Regions from separate parts of the Homo sapiens genome. Here region 2 is linked to region 1. A link is a loop called in an ENCODE intact Hi-C map of the cell type or tissue named here. Cell type or tissue: IMR-90. All regions are shown on one strand. Links, peaks and the distances in the headings refer to the core of each region. The heading gives the core; the rest is flanking DNA.

Region 1 (7,827 bases), core at 1,444-6,443:
TAATTGGCTTTTATTTGGAATTTATGAGTTAAGATAGCCTCTATTCTACAAAATAGAAGAATAGATTGGCAGGGGGCAAAAGAGAAGTGGGTTTTGTAAGGTGAGAACAAGGAAACAGAACAATAGAAATAAAGCTGATTGACCAATGTCAAGTTACTTCAGGTTACTTTTTTCCCTTTTCTTTCTTTCTTTTTTTTTTTTTTTTTTGAGACAAAGTCTCACTCTGTAGCCCAGCTGGAGTGCAGTGGCATGATCTTGGCTCACTGCAACCTCCTCCTCCTGGGTTCCAGCGATTCTCATGCCTCAGCCTCCACAGTAGCTGGGACTACAGGTGTGTGCCACCACACCCGGCTAATTTTTGTATTTTTAGTAGAGGTGGGGTTTCGCCATGTTGGCCAGGCTGGTCTCAAACTCCTGGTCTCAAACGATCCACCCACCTCGGCTTCCCAAAGTGCTGAAATTACAGACATGAGCTACCACACCCAGTCCAGATTACCTTTTTGTAAGGGTTAAAGCAGAGGGGACTTCCTTATCATGCTGTATAAAACTGGCCTGTTTAGGGATTTGGCTATTTTTCTTTCCTGATTTCTTGGAAGGTCAGATAAACAACTTAGTTTTGGCTTGGTTTAACTCCATTTTGGTCTGTTAGGCCTAGGGTAGGAGCCCAGTCTGAACCAATGCCCTCCTATTAAGTTTTATTTAATTAACACTGATGATGTTCATTTTGTATAATTTTTTTAACACACTCTAAGAAACCAGAATAATGTTGTTGTTTTAGAGATAGGATCTTGGTCTGTCACTCAGGCTGGAGTCTAGTGACATGATCGCAGTTCACTGCAGGCTCAAACTCTTGGGCTCAAGCAATGATGATGTTCAGCTGGATCACATGATTACTGTGGTGTCTGCCCGCTTTTTCACTGTAAAGAGACTCTCTTTTCCTTTATAATGAATAACTATGTAAATGTCCCATCCCTTCAAACTCTTAATTTACTCATGTTTTAATGTACATCTGAATGGGCTCATGATTTCTATTTTAGCAAATAGATTATAATTTGTTACTATAATTATTTAATTTAATGTTCAAATCCTGACCACACCGGCCAGGGGAAGCCCATTCAAGTTCACTTCTGTGTCCTTTGACAGATCCTCATCATTGTTGGAGTACTGTCTTGATTTCTGGTACAAGATGTTCCAGGCTCATCGTGTGCATTCTCAGTCTTAACTCTAGAATCTGCCAGCTCTCCAAGAAGTCCTCATTCCTTTTAGTGAAAAACAATATTTAGAAACCAGATCTGAGCACTAGGTGTGTTCATTGCTCATGGGGTGTCGCTGCTCTCGGCACACGGAGCTAGGGAATAGAAATGTATATGCATATATACACATTTAAAACTATATTATTCGTTGATCTCTATATATGATAAACTTTAAGTTTTCACCAACACATCTAATTCTGGTTCAACAATTCAGAATTTATCCTAGTTTTCCTTATTTCCATAGAGACCTGGCTGTCATTATTCTTATCGCATTTATTTATTTGATCAATCCTCTGGAGTACGGCTAATATCCCATCTCATTCTCCCATGTGACAGGCTTTCTCTCCTGTTTGAGTCCTGACTTCCCATGCCAGAGGCTGCCCTGCTTCATGGACAACTTGCTCACCTCTCCTGGGTGCTGACACCCCACATCCCTTCACCTGGCATCCCACTTATGCATCCTGCCCAGGCTCTGCTTCCTCATGCTGGGCCACTGTGGATTCCTCTGTCTCCCAACCTTGGAGGTCTACCATGCTCAATTTACCTAAAAATTAGAGGGAGGGGGAGAAGAGAGAAGGGAGGTAGAAGTGTAGGGAAGTGAGAAGTGGAAGGCAGATGAAGGAGGGAGGGGAGGGAATAGAAGAGAAGTGGGGTGGGTAGAAGGAGAATGGAAGAGAGGAGGAAGAGGGGGAAAAGAAAGAGAATGAAGAGGGAGGGAAGGGTAAAGAGAAGGGTGGAAGAGAGGAAAGGTGAGGAAAAATGTGTAATTTTTAATCTCTTTAAAAAAGGCAATGGCTAGGCTGGGCATGGTGGCTCACGCCTGTAATCCCAGCACTTTGGGAAGCCAAGACAGGCGGATCACTTGAAGTCAAGAGTTCAAGACCAGCCTGGCCAACATGGTGAAACACTGTCTCTACTAAAAATACAAAAATTAGCTGGGCATGGTGATGCATGCCTGTAGTCCCAGCTACTCGAAAGGCTGAGGCAGGAGTATTGCTTGAACTAGGAAGGCGGAGGTTGCAGTGAGCCAAGATTGGGCCACTGCACTCCAGCCTGGGGGTGACAGAGCTAAACTCCGTCTCAAAAAAAAAAAAGAAAAAAAGGCAATGTCCAGGTGCGATGGCTCATGCCTATAATCCCAGCACGTTGGGAGGCCAAGGTGGGAGGATCACATGAGTTTGAGACCAGCCTGGACAACATAGTGAGACCCTGTCTCTACAAAAAAAAATTTTTAATTAGCCAAACATGGTGGCATGAGCTTTAGTCCCAGCTAATTGGGAGGCTGAGGTGTGAGGATCCCTTGAGCTCAGGAGGTTGAGGCTGCAATGAGCCATGTGGGCCTCTGTACTCTAGCCTGGGTGATAAAGTGAGAGTCTGTCTCAATCAATCAACCAATCAATAAAAATTAAAAAAGCAAAGGCAAACATGATAAAATGTTAAGTTTTGACAAAGGCTGGGTAATGGCTAAATGAGTGTTTGGTGGGTTTTTTTTCTTTCTTTTTTTGTATCGTCTGTGGTTTGCTTTTCATACTATGTGTGATAGGGTTTCCTTCTTCTTGAATTATTTCCATGCCATTATGGACTGACATTCTTATAAATATACTAAAAATGAATAAATAGAAAAGTGAAATAGCAAACCAAAGACATGTAAAATATAGGCTCCCCAATTTTTATTATTAGATTCAAGAGACATAAGATTATTCTGTGAAAGCACTATGAAATTTTCTAAATGCATTCTCTCAATTTCTTCGTTTCTCCACTGACCAGTAGTAAGAGCCATGAGGAGCACTGTCTGTTAGCAACCCACAGTTTGAGTAACACTGTAGTCTAGATTTTTTCTTGCTCGACATATGACTTTTAAAAATAAGATGAAAAACAGGCCAGGTGCGGTGGCTCACACCTCTAGTCCCAGCACTTTGGGAGGCCGAGGTGGGCAGATCATGAGGTCAGGAGTTCAAGACCAGCCTGGCCAAGATGGTGAAACCCCATCTCTACTAAAAATACAAAACTTAGCCAGGTGTAGTGGTGGGTGCCTGTAATCCCACCTACTCGGGAGGCTGAGGCAGGAGAACTGCTTGAACCCAGGAGGCAGAAGTTGCAGTGAGCCAAGATGGTGTCACCGCACTCCAGCCTAGGCGACAGAGTGAGACTCCGTCTCAAAAAAAAAAAAAAAAGAAAAAAAAGATAAAAAACAAAGACTAAGAGTCTGGCTTCTGCTTCGAAAAGTCACAGCTGTGTTCATGAATTTGTGGGTGACTAGGTGAGGCCTTCTGCAGGCATTCATTCCACTGCCAAAGCATCCTGCCAAAATAATGGTGTTTAGGGACTGGTAAGCTGCCCTGACCTTGACTTCCTGGAATCCAGGGATGAAAGAAACAAAAGAGACAGAGAGCAGACTGGGAGAACCAAAGGGACAGAAGCCCAGGCAGACAGAAGCCCATTAGAAGGCTCCTTACAGAACACAAAAACTTCTAAGCAGAGAGAGGAGATGGGCAGGCCATTGTAAAGAGATTACTTTCAAAAAATTGCATCTGTGGGTCTGGATCTTCCCCAGACAAGGCAGTCTCCTTTCCAGTCATTCCTGGTCCATGAGCCTGAGTAACTTGGAGTGTTGGCAGCTACTCTGAAAACCACGCCTTTGGCTCCACGTTTTGCAGACAGTGACTACCCCCTGAGAGCCTTGTCTCCTGTCATCTGTGTGGAGATTCTGCAGTCCCCATTGTTCTGGGATCCTGTAAACAAAATCACAGTGGAAGAGGGGAGATAAAGAACAGATGTGACCAGCACATCTGAAATACAAAACAAAGCACGACAGAAAACAAGGGCGCTGCACAGTTTTCTCCACAGTGGGGATCAGGTTTCTATGGGGTTTGACTTCGCCTTGGCACAGGGCGCTCTGAGTGGGTAGTGAGCGTGCTCAGCACAGGAAGAAAGGGGCTCTCTGTGGTGTTCATTTTGAAGGTTTATGTTTTTAGAGCAGCCATTTTGATTTGAAAAATGTGTCAGCTTAATGCCTTCTCCCCAGGGGCCTGAAAGACCATTTCTTTAAGTGTGAATTTCCCAGCAAAATATTTACTAGATTTTTGGGCTTTTTTTTTTTTTTTAAGTATAGTTAACCTGGAATTTTCCCTAATAGTTAGAAGTGTTTTTTTCTTTAAATGAACCCTTTAGCGCAGTCGTGTAGAAAATACTATTCTTCATATTTCCTCTGCTAGAAGGCTTTATGTTGCATTTTCCTTCCCCCAATGGCATTTTTATCCATGCCTGACAAGCCACTTTGACAGGTGGCCCTGGGAATTCTCTAGAGGCCAGGATGAGGTCTGGATACCATTCCTGGGTGGTCTGAGAGCAGGGTATTTAAAGCTAACTTTTCACATTCTGGGTCTGGAATTGTTTCTGAATCCATTCCTCAGAGGTCTGCTGCTTGTTCTATGAGACTTTTCCTTCCAGTATATGAACTGGGATTTTGGCTGCATGTGCTCATTAAGAAAACCATGTCACTTGTCTCAAGTGTAAAAAAGAGTGTTTCAAATGTTCCTGGAAAACTTTCAGCTGGTCTACCTCCATGCCTAGGTCCTTCTTATAATTTCCCGTATTCCTCCCTGCCCGGGTTGTCCATCAGAGTTATTTCTGAGGCAGAATGACTGCCATGGTTCAGCCAGGCAGACTGGCTGCCTGTAGGTGATGGGTAAAGTCATTGATTTGGATGACTGACTGACACTGTAGAGTTCCTTAGAGAAGGGGCTCAGGGGTGAGGAAGGTGTTCCTAGGCTGGATTTCTATTAGTGTGGCCAAGACAGAAGATTTATAACAACCCTTCAAGGATTTAATACCCTTTTGTGGATATGATCCCAGAGGATCTTATTAATGCAGAGGCTCATTCTAAAGCGAAGAAACTCAATAGACATAAAAGCAGGGGGGAAAAAACCTAGCCTTTATTCCCAAAGATTTACTTAGGATGGAATTTTTTTTTCTTTTTTTTTTGAGATGATGTCTTGCTTTACTACCCAGGCTGGAGTGCAGTGGCACGATCTCAGCTCACTGTAACCTCCACCTCCCAGGTTCAGGCAGTTCTCTGCCTCAGCCTCCCAAGTAGCTGGGATTACAGGTGCCCACCACCACGCCCGGCTAATTTTTATATTTTCAGTAGAGATGAGGTTTCACCATCTTGGCCAGGCTGGTCTCGAACTCCTCACCGCGGGTGATCCACCCGCCTTGGCCTCCCAAAGTGCTGGGATTACAGGCATAAACCACCGTGCCTGGCTAGGATGGAATTTTTTTTAATGAAGCCCCATTCACGTGTAATTTCTTAAATGTTTTTGAGCCTATTTACCTAATTATTTTATCTTCTATTTTTTAATTGACAAATAAAAATTGTATATATTTATGGCATACAACATAATGTTTTGAAATTTGGAGTGGCTAAATCAAGCTAATTAGCCTATGTATTACCTTACGTTATTTATTATAATTTTTAATTGAAAAAATGTTTGGTGTGATCCTTTTGGATTTGTTGTCAGCATCAGCATGGCTATGAACATACACAACTAAGCACTTAGAGACTGTTCTGAGTTCTTCAGGATATTTTTTTCTGTTTTTTCCTTTCTTTTCTTTCTTTCTTTCTTTCTTTTTTTTTTTTTCTTTTGAGATGGAGTCTCGCTCCGTTGCCGAGGCTAGAGTGCAGTGGTGCAATCTTGGCTCACTGCAACCTCCGCCTCCCAGGTCCAAGTGATTCTCCTGCTTCAGCCTCCCAGGTAGCTGGGACTACAGATACCTGTTGCCATGCCTGGCTAATTTTTGTATTTTTAGTAGAGATGGGGTTTCACTATGTTGGCCAGGCTGGTCTTGAACTCCTGACCTCAAGTGATCCACCTGCCTCAGCCTCCCAAGTGTAGGGATTACAGGCGTGAGCCACTCTGTTTTTTCCTTTCTCATCTATTTTGTGAAAGAAGGTAGTCCTAAAGTTATGGCACTGGGCAACACCGACCTCAGGGGATTAAGGACTATTAACCTGCATTCAAAACAATATCACTCTTCTTTAAAATAAATAAATAAATTGAAACAGGGTCTCACTCTGTTGCCCAGTTTGGAGTGCAGTGGCATGATCATGACTCACTGCAACCTAGACCTCCAGGGCTCAAGCAATTCTGCCACCTCAGCCTCCCGAGTAGTTGGGATTACAGGCGTGTGCCACCATGCCCGGTAAATTTTTGTTTTTTGTTTTTGTCTTTTTATATTTTTTTTTGGTAGAGACAGGGTTTTGCCATGTTGCCAAACAGGTCTTAAACACCTGGGCCCAAGCAATCCACCACCTCAGCTTCCAAAATTGCTGGGATTAGAGGTGTGTCTGGCCACAGTATGACTCTTAAGGGAATGAAAAGACAAGACTGGGAGAAATTCTTTGTAAAACATGTATCTGATAAAGAATTTAGGCCAGGCTCATTGGCTGATGCCTGTAATCCCAGCACTTTGGGAGACCGAGGTGGGTGGGTCACGAAGTCAGGAGTTCAAGAACAGCCTGGCCAAGATGGTGAAACCCCATCTCTACTAAAAATACAAAAATTAGCTAGGTGTGGTGGTGGGTGTCTGTAATCCCAGCTACTTGGGAGGCTGAGGAAGGAGAATTGCTTGAACCTGGGAGGTGGAGGTTGCAGTGAGCCGAGATCGTGCCACTCCACTCCAGTCTTGGCAACAGAGCAAGACTCCATCTCAAAACATATATATATATATATATATATATATATATATATATATATATATATATATATACACACACATATATATACACACACACACATATATATACATATATGTGTGTATATATATATATCTGATAAAGAATTTGTATCCAAAATATACCAAGAACCCTTAAAACTCAGCAATTAAAGATTTTAATTAAAAATGGACAAAAGAGCTGAACAGACACCTCACAAAAAAAGATATGCAGATGGAACAAACATGAAATGATGCAATACATTATATGCCATTAAGGAATTGCAAATTAAAACAACAATGAGATATCACTGCACACCTATTAGAATGGTAAAAACATATTTTAAAAAACACTGACACCACCAAATGCTGGGTGAGGATGTGGAGCACCAGGAACTCTCATTCATTCCTGGTTGTAAATGCAAAATGGTACAACCATTTTGGAGGACAGTCCGGCAGTTTCTTACAAAGCTAAACAGTCTTACTACATGATCTAGCAATTGTGCTCCTGGGTTTTTACCCAAATGAATTAAAAACTTATGTCTACTCAAAAAGTTGCACATTGATATTCATAGCAGCTTTATTCATAATTGCCCAAAACTGGAAACAGTCAAGATGTCCTTTGAGAAGTGAATGAGTAAATGGTAGTACATCCATAAAATGGAATGTTATGTGATGATAAAAAGGAAATGAGCTATCAACTCATGAAAAGACATGGAGGAAACTCAAATGCATATTTCTAAAAGTAGCTAGTCTATAAAGGCTACATATACATACTTTATGATTCCACATATACGACATTCTGGAAAAGGAAAAGCTTAGAGGCAGTACAACGATCAGTGGTTGCCAGGGGTTGGGGAGG
Region 2 (7,485 bases), core at 941-5,940, 80 kb before region 1:
AGAGAGTTTATAGTTTATAGTTGGGTCTTTGATCCATTTTGAGTTTATTTATTTTTAAAATAGTTTTAAAATTTTCATTGCGGTAAAAAACACAACATAAAATGTATCATCTTAAGGTACTGGGGGTTATGACTTCAATGTGTGAATCTGAGGGGACACACTTAATTCAACCTGTAATGACAAAATTTGAGGAAAAACTAGGTTTTTATCCTTAGGCTGTGTTGATTTCAGCAAACCAAAGTGATATTTAAGCAAATATTCTTTAATTATCTGATTGATAAACATAAAGCTCTTGAGCAAATGTGAGCCCAAAACACAAAATAGACAAACAACTCTGCCTCTTTTCTCTCACAGCATATTTTATGATCTGTGTAACTGTATTAGCCCCTCCGAACTTCTACTTGATTTCTCCCCCAAAGGCAAAGCATCTGGAAGGGTCACTGAGCCAGGAATTTCTGTATATCTTAGTTATACATATGCACTAAAATAAGATTTTAAAAATTGTGGTTAAAAAACAAATCATAAAAGTTACCATGTTAACAATATTTTTTTTTTTTGGAGATTGAGTCCAGCTCTGTCGCCCAGGCTAGAGTACAGTGGCGTAATCCTGGCTCACTGCAACCTCCACCTTCCGTGTTCAAGCAATTCTCCTGCTTCAGCCTCCCGAGTAGCTGGCATTACAGGTGCGCACCACCTTGCCCAGCTAATTTTTGTATTTTTGGTAGAGATGGGGTTTCACCATGTTGGCCAGGCTGGTCTCGAACTCCTGACCTCAGGTGATCCACCCACCTCGGCCTCCCAAAGTGCTAGGATTACAGGCATGAACCACCACGCCTAGCCCATAATTAACCTTTTTTAAGTATACGGTTCAGTAGTGTTAAGCATATTTACATTGTTATGAAATAGATCACCAGTACTTTTTCATCTTGCAGAACTGAAATTCTATATCCATTAAACAACATCTCCCCATTTTCCCTTTCCCTCATCCCCTGGTAACAGCCATTCTACTTTCTATATCAATGAATTCGACTATTTTGGATACCTTATATAGGAAGAATCACACGGTGTTTGTTCTTTTGTAACTGGCTTGTTTCACTTAGCATAATGTCCTCAAGGGTAATCTATGCTGTTGCATGTGACAGGATTTCTTTCCTTCTTAAGGCTGCATAGTATTCCATTGTGCATACATATTGCATTTTGTCTATTGATTCATCCATGGATGGACATTTAGTTTGTTCCCAACTCTTCGCTATTGTTAATAGTGCTGCTAGATATAGGGGTTTGCAAATCTCTCTTCAAAACCCTGATTTCAGTTCTTTTGGAGATATATTCAGAAGTGGGATTGCTAGACCATACGGTAGTTCTGTTTTAACTTTTTGAAGAACCACCATACTGTTTTCCACCGTGGTTGTACCATTTTATAGTCATACCAACAGTGTTCAAGGGTCCAGGCCTCTCCATATTCCTGCCAATACTTGCTGTTTTCTGGGGTTTTGCTTGTTTGTTGTTTTTGATATTCTAAGAGGTGTAAAGTGATATCTCATTGTGGTTTTGATTTGCTTTTCTCTGATGATTAGTCATGTTGAGCATCTTTGCATATGCTTGATGGTCATTTGTGTATTATCATTGGAGAAATGTCTACTCAAGCAGATCCTTTATCCATTTTTTTCACTTTTATTTTAGGGTCAGGGCTACATGTGCAGGTTTGTGATATAGGTAAGCTGTGTCTCACAGGAGTTTGGTGTACGGATTATTTTGTCACTCATATAATCAGCATAGTACCAGATAGGTAGTTTGGCCATCCTCACCCTCCTCCCACCCTCTACCCTCAGGTAGGTCCTGGTGTCTGTTGTTCCCTTATTTGTGTTCATGTGCACTCATTGTTTAGCTCCCACTTATAAGTGAGAACATGCAGTATTTGGCTTTCTGTTTCTGTATTTGCTTAGGATAATGGCCTCTAGCTCCATCCATGTTGCTGCAAAGGACATGATCTTATTTATTTTTATTTTTTTTGAGACAGAGTCTCGCTGTGTCACCCAGGGTGGAGTGCAGTGGCATGATCTTGGCTCACTGCAACCTCCACCTCCCGGCTCCAAGTCATTCTCCTTCCTCAGCCTCCTGAGTAGCTGGGATTACAGGCACCTGCCACCACAGCCAGCTGTTTTGTATTTTTAGTAGAGACAGGGTTTTACCATGTTGGCCAGGCTGGTCTTGAATTCCTGACCTCATTATCTGCCTGCCAAAGTGCTGCGATTACAGGCATGAGCCACCGCACCCGGCGATCTCACTCATTTTTATAGCCACACAGTATTCCATGCCTTTACCCACTTTTAAAATGGGTTATTTGATTTTTTTATTGTTGTTGAGTTGTAGTTGTTTATATATTCTGGATCCCTTATCAGATATAGGATTTCAAAATATTTTCTCCCATTCCATAGGTTCCCTTTTCACTCTGTGGACTGTGTCCTTTGATGAGCAAAAGTTTTTGAGTTTGATGTAGTTCCATTTGTCTTTTTTTTCTTTTGTTGCTCGTGCTTTTGGTGTCATATCCAAAGGAAGAAATCATTATCTAATATTTATCATTATCCAGTGATATCCACTAAATCATTGCCAAATCCAACATCATGAAGCTTTTCCCCTATGTTTTCTTCTAGGAGTTTTATAGGTCTAGGCCTCATGTTTAGATCTTTAATCCATTTTGAGTCCATTTTTTTTTTTTTTTTTTTTTTTTTGAGACGGAGTCTCCCTGTCACCCAGGCTGGAGTGCAGTGGCGCGATCTCGGCTCACTGCAGGCTCCGCCCCCCGGGGTTCACGCCATTCTCCTGCCTCAGCCTCCCGAGTAGCTGGGACTACAGGCGCCCGCTACCTCGCCCGGCTAATTTTTTGTATTTTTAGTAGAGACGGGGTTTCACTGTGTTAGCCAGGATGGTCTCGATCTCCTGACCTCGTGATCCACCCGCCTCGGCCTCCCAAAGTGCTGGGATAACAGGCGTGAGCCACCGCGCCCGGCCTTGAGTCCATTTTTGTATATGGTATAAGATAAAGGTCCAACTTTATTCTTTTGCATGTGGACATCTAGTTTTCTCTTTCTTTCTTTTTTTCTGTTTTTTTTTTTTGACAGAGTCTCGCTCTGTCGCCCAGGCTGGAGTGCAGTGGCATGATCTAGGTTCACTGCAACCTCCACCTCCTGGGTTCAAGTGATTCTCCTGCCTCAGCCTCCTATGTAGCTGGGATTACAGGCATGTGCCACCACGCCCGGCTAACTTTTGTATTTTTATTAGAGACGGGGTTTCACCATGTTGGCCAGGCTGGTCTCAAACTCCTGACCTCAGGTGATCCGCCTGTCTTGGCCTCCCAAGGTGCTGGGATTACAAGCGTGAGCCACCGCGCCTGGCCTGACATCCAGTTTTCTTGACACTATTTGTTAAGGAGTCTGTCCTTTCCCTATTGAGTATGGCTGGAAGCCTTGTTGAAAATCATTTGACCATATGAGAGGGTTTATTTCTGAGTTCTCTATTTTCTTCCACTAGTCTCTATATCTGTCTTTATGCCAGTACCAGTCTATTTTGATTACCATACCTTTGCAGAAAATTTTTAAATCAGAAAATATGAGACTTCTAACTTTCTTCTTTTTCAAGATTGTTTTGGCTATTTGGTGGTTCCTTGAGATTCTACATGAATTTTAAGATGGACTTTTCTATTTTTGCAAAAAAAAATGTCATTGGGATTTTGATAGGAATTGCATTGCATCTGTAGATCACTTTGGGTAATATTGACATCCTAACAATACCAAGTCTTCCATGAACACCAGATGTCTTTCCATTTACTTATTTCTTTCAACAACATTTCATAGTTTTCAGTATACAAGTCTTTTGGGGGGCCACTTTAAACAGTGAAATCATCTACATGGAAAGCACAACATATAAACAATGTGGCAATAACTAGACCAAAAATAGGACACTTATTTACATTAGAAGAGCTGAAACAAAGAAGACAGGCATTGCCTTATTTCTTCTGATTGGATTGTGAACCTCAAGGGACTCAAAGATTTTGCTGCTCTGAGCATGTTCACAAATAATTACAGAATTACCATATAGATTTTGGAGTTACAAATAAATTGTAGCAAGTAGGTGACTTTACAAATATAGAATCTGTAAATAATGAGAATAAAGTGTATACAGAAGTAAAGTAAAAGGCAACAATAGCACAGAAACTGGGAGAGAAAAATGGAAGCACACTGTTGTAAGGCTTTTATATAATAGGCCAAATTCTTCTACAAAAGGTGGTCTAGGCCAGGTGTGGTGGCTCACGCTTGTAATCCCAGCACTTTGGGAGGCTGAGTTGGGTGGATCATTTGAGATCAGGAGCTCGAGATCAGCCTGGCCAACATGGTGAAACCCTGTCTCTACTAAAAATACAAAAATTAGCTGGGCGTGGTGGCACAGACCTGTAATCCCAGCTACTTGGGAGCTGAGGCAGGAGAATCACTTGAACCCGGGAGGCAGAGGTTGCAGTGAGCCAAGATTGCACCACTGCACTCCAGCCTGGGCAAGAGAGCAAGACTCCGTCTCGATTAAAAAATAAATCAATAAAAAGGTAGTCTAATATTATTTGAAAAGAGACTGATAAGTTAAGAAGGTACACTGTAGACTTTGCAGGGTGTAGTTGTGTGTACCCATAGTCCCAGCTACTTGAGAGGCTGAGGTGGGAAGATCGCTTGAGCTCTGGAATTCCAGGCTGCAGTGAGCTGCGATTGCACCACTGCACTGCAGTCTGGGTGATGGAAGTGAGATCATGTCTGTAAAAAAGAAAGAGAAAAAAGAACAAGTGAGGAATGTACACTGTAGACCCCAAAGCCACAAACCCAGACAAAAGAGAACAAATAAAAAGAGATACAACCAATAAGCTAATAAAGACTATAAAATGAAATATTAAAAAGTAGTGCTAGTGAGAGATAAAGAATTAAAGGAACTAAAAAGTCCACTAATGAAAGCGTAATGACTGAAGCAAGAAATAGACCAAATGTGAAGTGTTGGTTTATATTCTGAGCATATTAGGAGAAAGGCAAACTGGAATCTATTCTGGGGAAAATAGCCAGGACATGCAGTCTTGTTGCTTTTGCCCCCTGCTTGTCTCTCCAAAGATGATGATGAGCTCATCTCCTCTTTTTTCAATCCTAATGACCAAGAGCTTATATTATTGAGAAGTAACGGTTCTGAGATATGGCAATTGTTAGTCAAGGAAACAATTCTTCCAAGTGTGATTAGTTTGTGATAATTAGCTGGTGTTACTATGTCGAAATGATTTGAACTGTTTTAGTAAACTATGCAGGGCTACTGAGCAATGCAAACACAGTTTTATGATTGTAAGTAAACTTTAAAAAATTACTCCTGGATATATATCCAGAGTCAATGTGGATAGCCTTGCTAAAGAGATGAAGATTATGTTAGTATTTGTAAAAACCTCAAAGAATCCAAAGATATCTTTAAAGAAACATATATATATTATTTTCTTTTGAGACAGGATCTCACTGTGTCCCCCAGGCTGGAGTGCAGTGGCATGATCATGGCTCACTTCAGCCTTAAGCTCCTGGGCTCAAGCGATTCTTCTACCTCAGTCTTCTGAGTAGCTGGGACTACAGGCACGTGCCAACATGATCGGGTAATTTTTTTGTTTTGTTTTGTTTTGTTTTTTGTATTTTTTGTAGGGACGGCATTTTACCATGTTGCCCATGCTGGTCTTGAACTGCTGAGCCCAAGCAATCCACCTGCCTCAGCCTCCCAAGGTGCTGAGATTACAGGTGTGAGCTACCACACCTGGCCAAGAAACCACATTTTTTTAAAAATCTGGAAATATAGTCACCTGTGTATTGAGAAGAAGCTTACCAAGATGAGGTTTTATTTATTTAATTAATTAATTTATTGTTTTTGAGATGAGGTCTCACTCTGTCACCCAGGCTGAGGTATAGAGGCATTATCACAGCTCACTGCAGCCTCAATCTCCCAGGCTCAAGCAATTCTTCCACCTCAGCCTCCTAAGTAGCTGGGAATGCAGGCAAGCACCACCATGCCCAGTTACTTTTTAAATTATTATTATTTTGTTTTGTAGAGACAGGGTCTTGCTATGTTGCCCAAGCTGGTCTTGAATGTCTAGGCTCAAGCAATCCTCCTGCCTCAGCCTCCCAGAGTGCTGGGATTACAGGTGTGAGCCACCATGCCCAGCCCCAACAATTGTATATATGAGTTACAGTTGATCTAAAATTTCACCAACTCTGTAGACTCAGGCTTCTTAACTTTTGGCAATCCAGTGGGTGTAAAATATAATTCCTTATGGTCTTATTTTGCTAATTACTAGTGAGTTTGAGGAACTTTCATATCTCTTTTCACCATTCATATTTTCTCTTTTGTGAGATGCCTGCTCATACTTCCTGTCCAGAACTATATTGCATCATGTGTGTTTTACTGATTTACTGTTTTATGGATTACTAATTTTTTGGACTTTGGATATTCTGGATACTAACCCTTCAATGATTATAAGTGTAGCAAATAGCTTCTTTATTTCTCTATGGTGCCTTTTAAAGAACAAAAGTTCTTTTTTTTTTTCTTTTTTTGAGACAGAGTCTCACTCTGTCACCCAGGGTGCAGTGCAGTGGCGTGATCTTGGCTCACTGCAACCTCCACCTCCTGGGTTCAAGTGATTCTTGTGCCTCAGCCTCCTGAGTAGCTGGGATTACAGGCGTGCACCACCATACTCAGTTTTTGTATTTTTTAGTAGAGATGGGGTTTCACCATGTTGGCCAGGCTGATCTCAAACTCCTGGCCTCAAGTGATCCGCCCGTCTCCGCCTCACAAGTGCTGGGATTACAGGCGTGAGCCACCGTGCCTGGCTAAAAGTTCTTAATTTTAATGTAGCTGAATTTATCTGTGCCTTTCAATCTTGTTTAAGAAATACTTCCCTACCTTAAGGTTATAAAAATATTATCCTATAACGTTCTCTAAGAGAATTCAAGTTTTGTATATAATACAGCAGAGACTGCTTCTGTGTATGATATATAAGTATATGATTTTCTTTGTTTTTTTTCATAACCTATTGTCCCAACACCATTTACTGAATAGTTCACCATTTTTGTCATAAATCAAGTGTCCACGTAAGTGTGGGCCTTTTTTTTCAGGCTTTCAATTTTGTTCAGATGATTACTTTGTCTATCTGAACTGATACTAAGCTGTGTTAAGTACTATGTCATCTATGATAAGTCTTGCTATCTGACAGGGCATGTCCTCACTCATGTTTTTTGTTGTTGTTGTTCTTCAGGGCTATTTTAATTATTTTGGGGTCTTTTATCTGTTACATAAATTTTAGAGTCAGCTTAAGTTACTCAAATACTCCTTTTGGGATTTTTATAGGAAAAGCATTGAGTCTGTAGGTAAATGTGGGGGATGTTGTGAAGTGTAGTGTGTAATTGTATAATTATATACATTGTATAA

The links. A loop is a pair of places that touch in the nucleus more often than their neighbours do. Peaks named below come from ENCODE experiments on the same cell type or tissue, not always from the same donor. Only the 100,000 strongest peaks of a DNase experiment are listed, where the experiment ranks them.
Region 2: it touches region 1 in a loop (2.6-fold over the local background); 3 of 110 quality-filtered maps call a loop at or near these places.

What each region holds. Positions count from the first base shown.
Region 1 is chr4:54,193,561-54,201,387 of GRCh38, forward strand. No RefSeq gene overlaps it. Among named protein-coding and RNA genes, the nearest start is that of PDGFRA, 32 kb to the right of the region's middle. In IMR-90, for the core only: no CTCF peak of the experiment used is centred there; a DNase peak (open chromatin) is centred at 3,871.
Region 2 is chr4:54,114,267-54,121,751 of GRCh38, forward strand. No RefSeq gene overlaps it. Among named protein-coding and RNA genes, the nearest start is that of GSX2, 18 kb to the left of the region's middle. In IMR-90, for the core only: no CTCF peak of the experiment used is centred there; no DNase peak of the experiment used is centred there.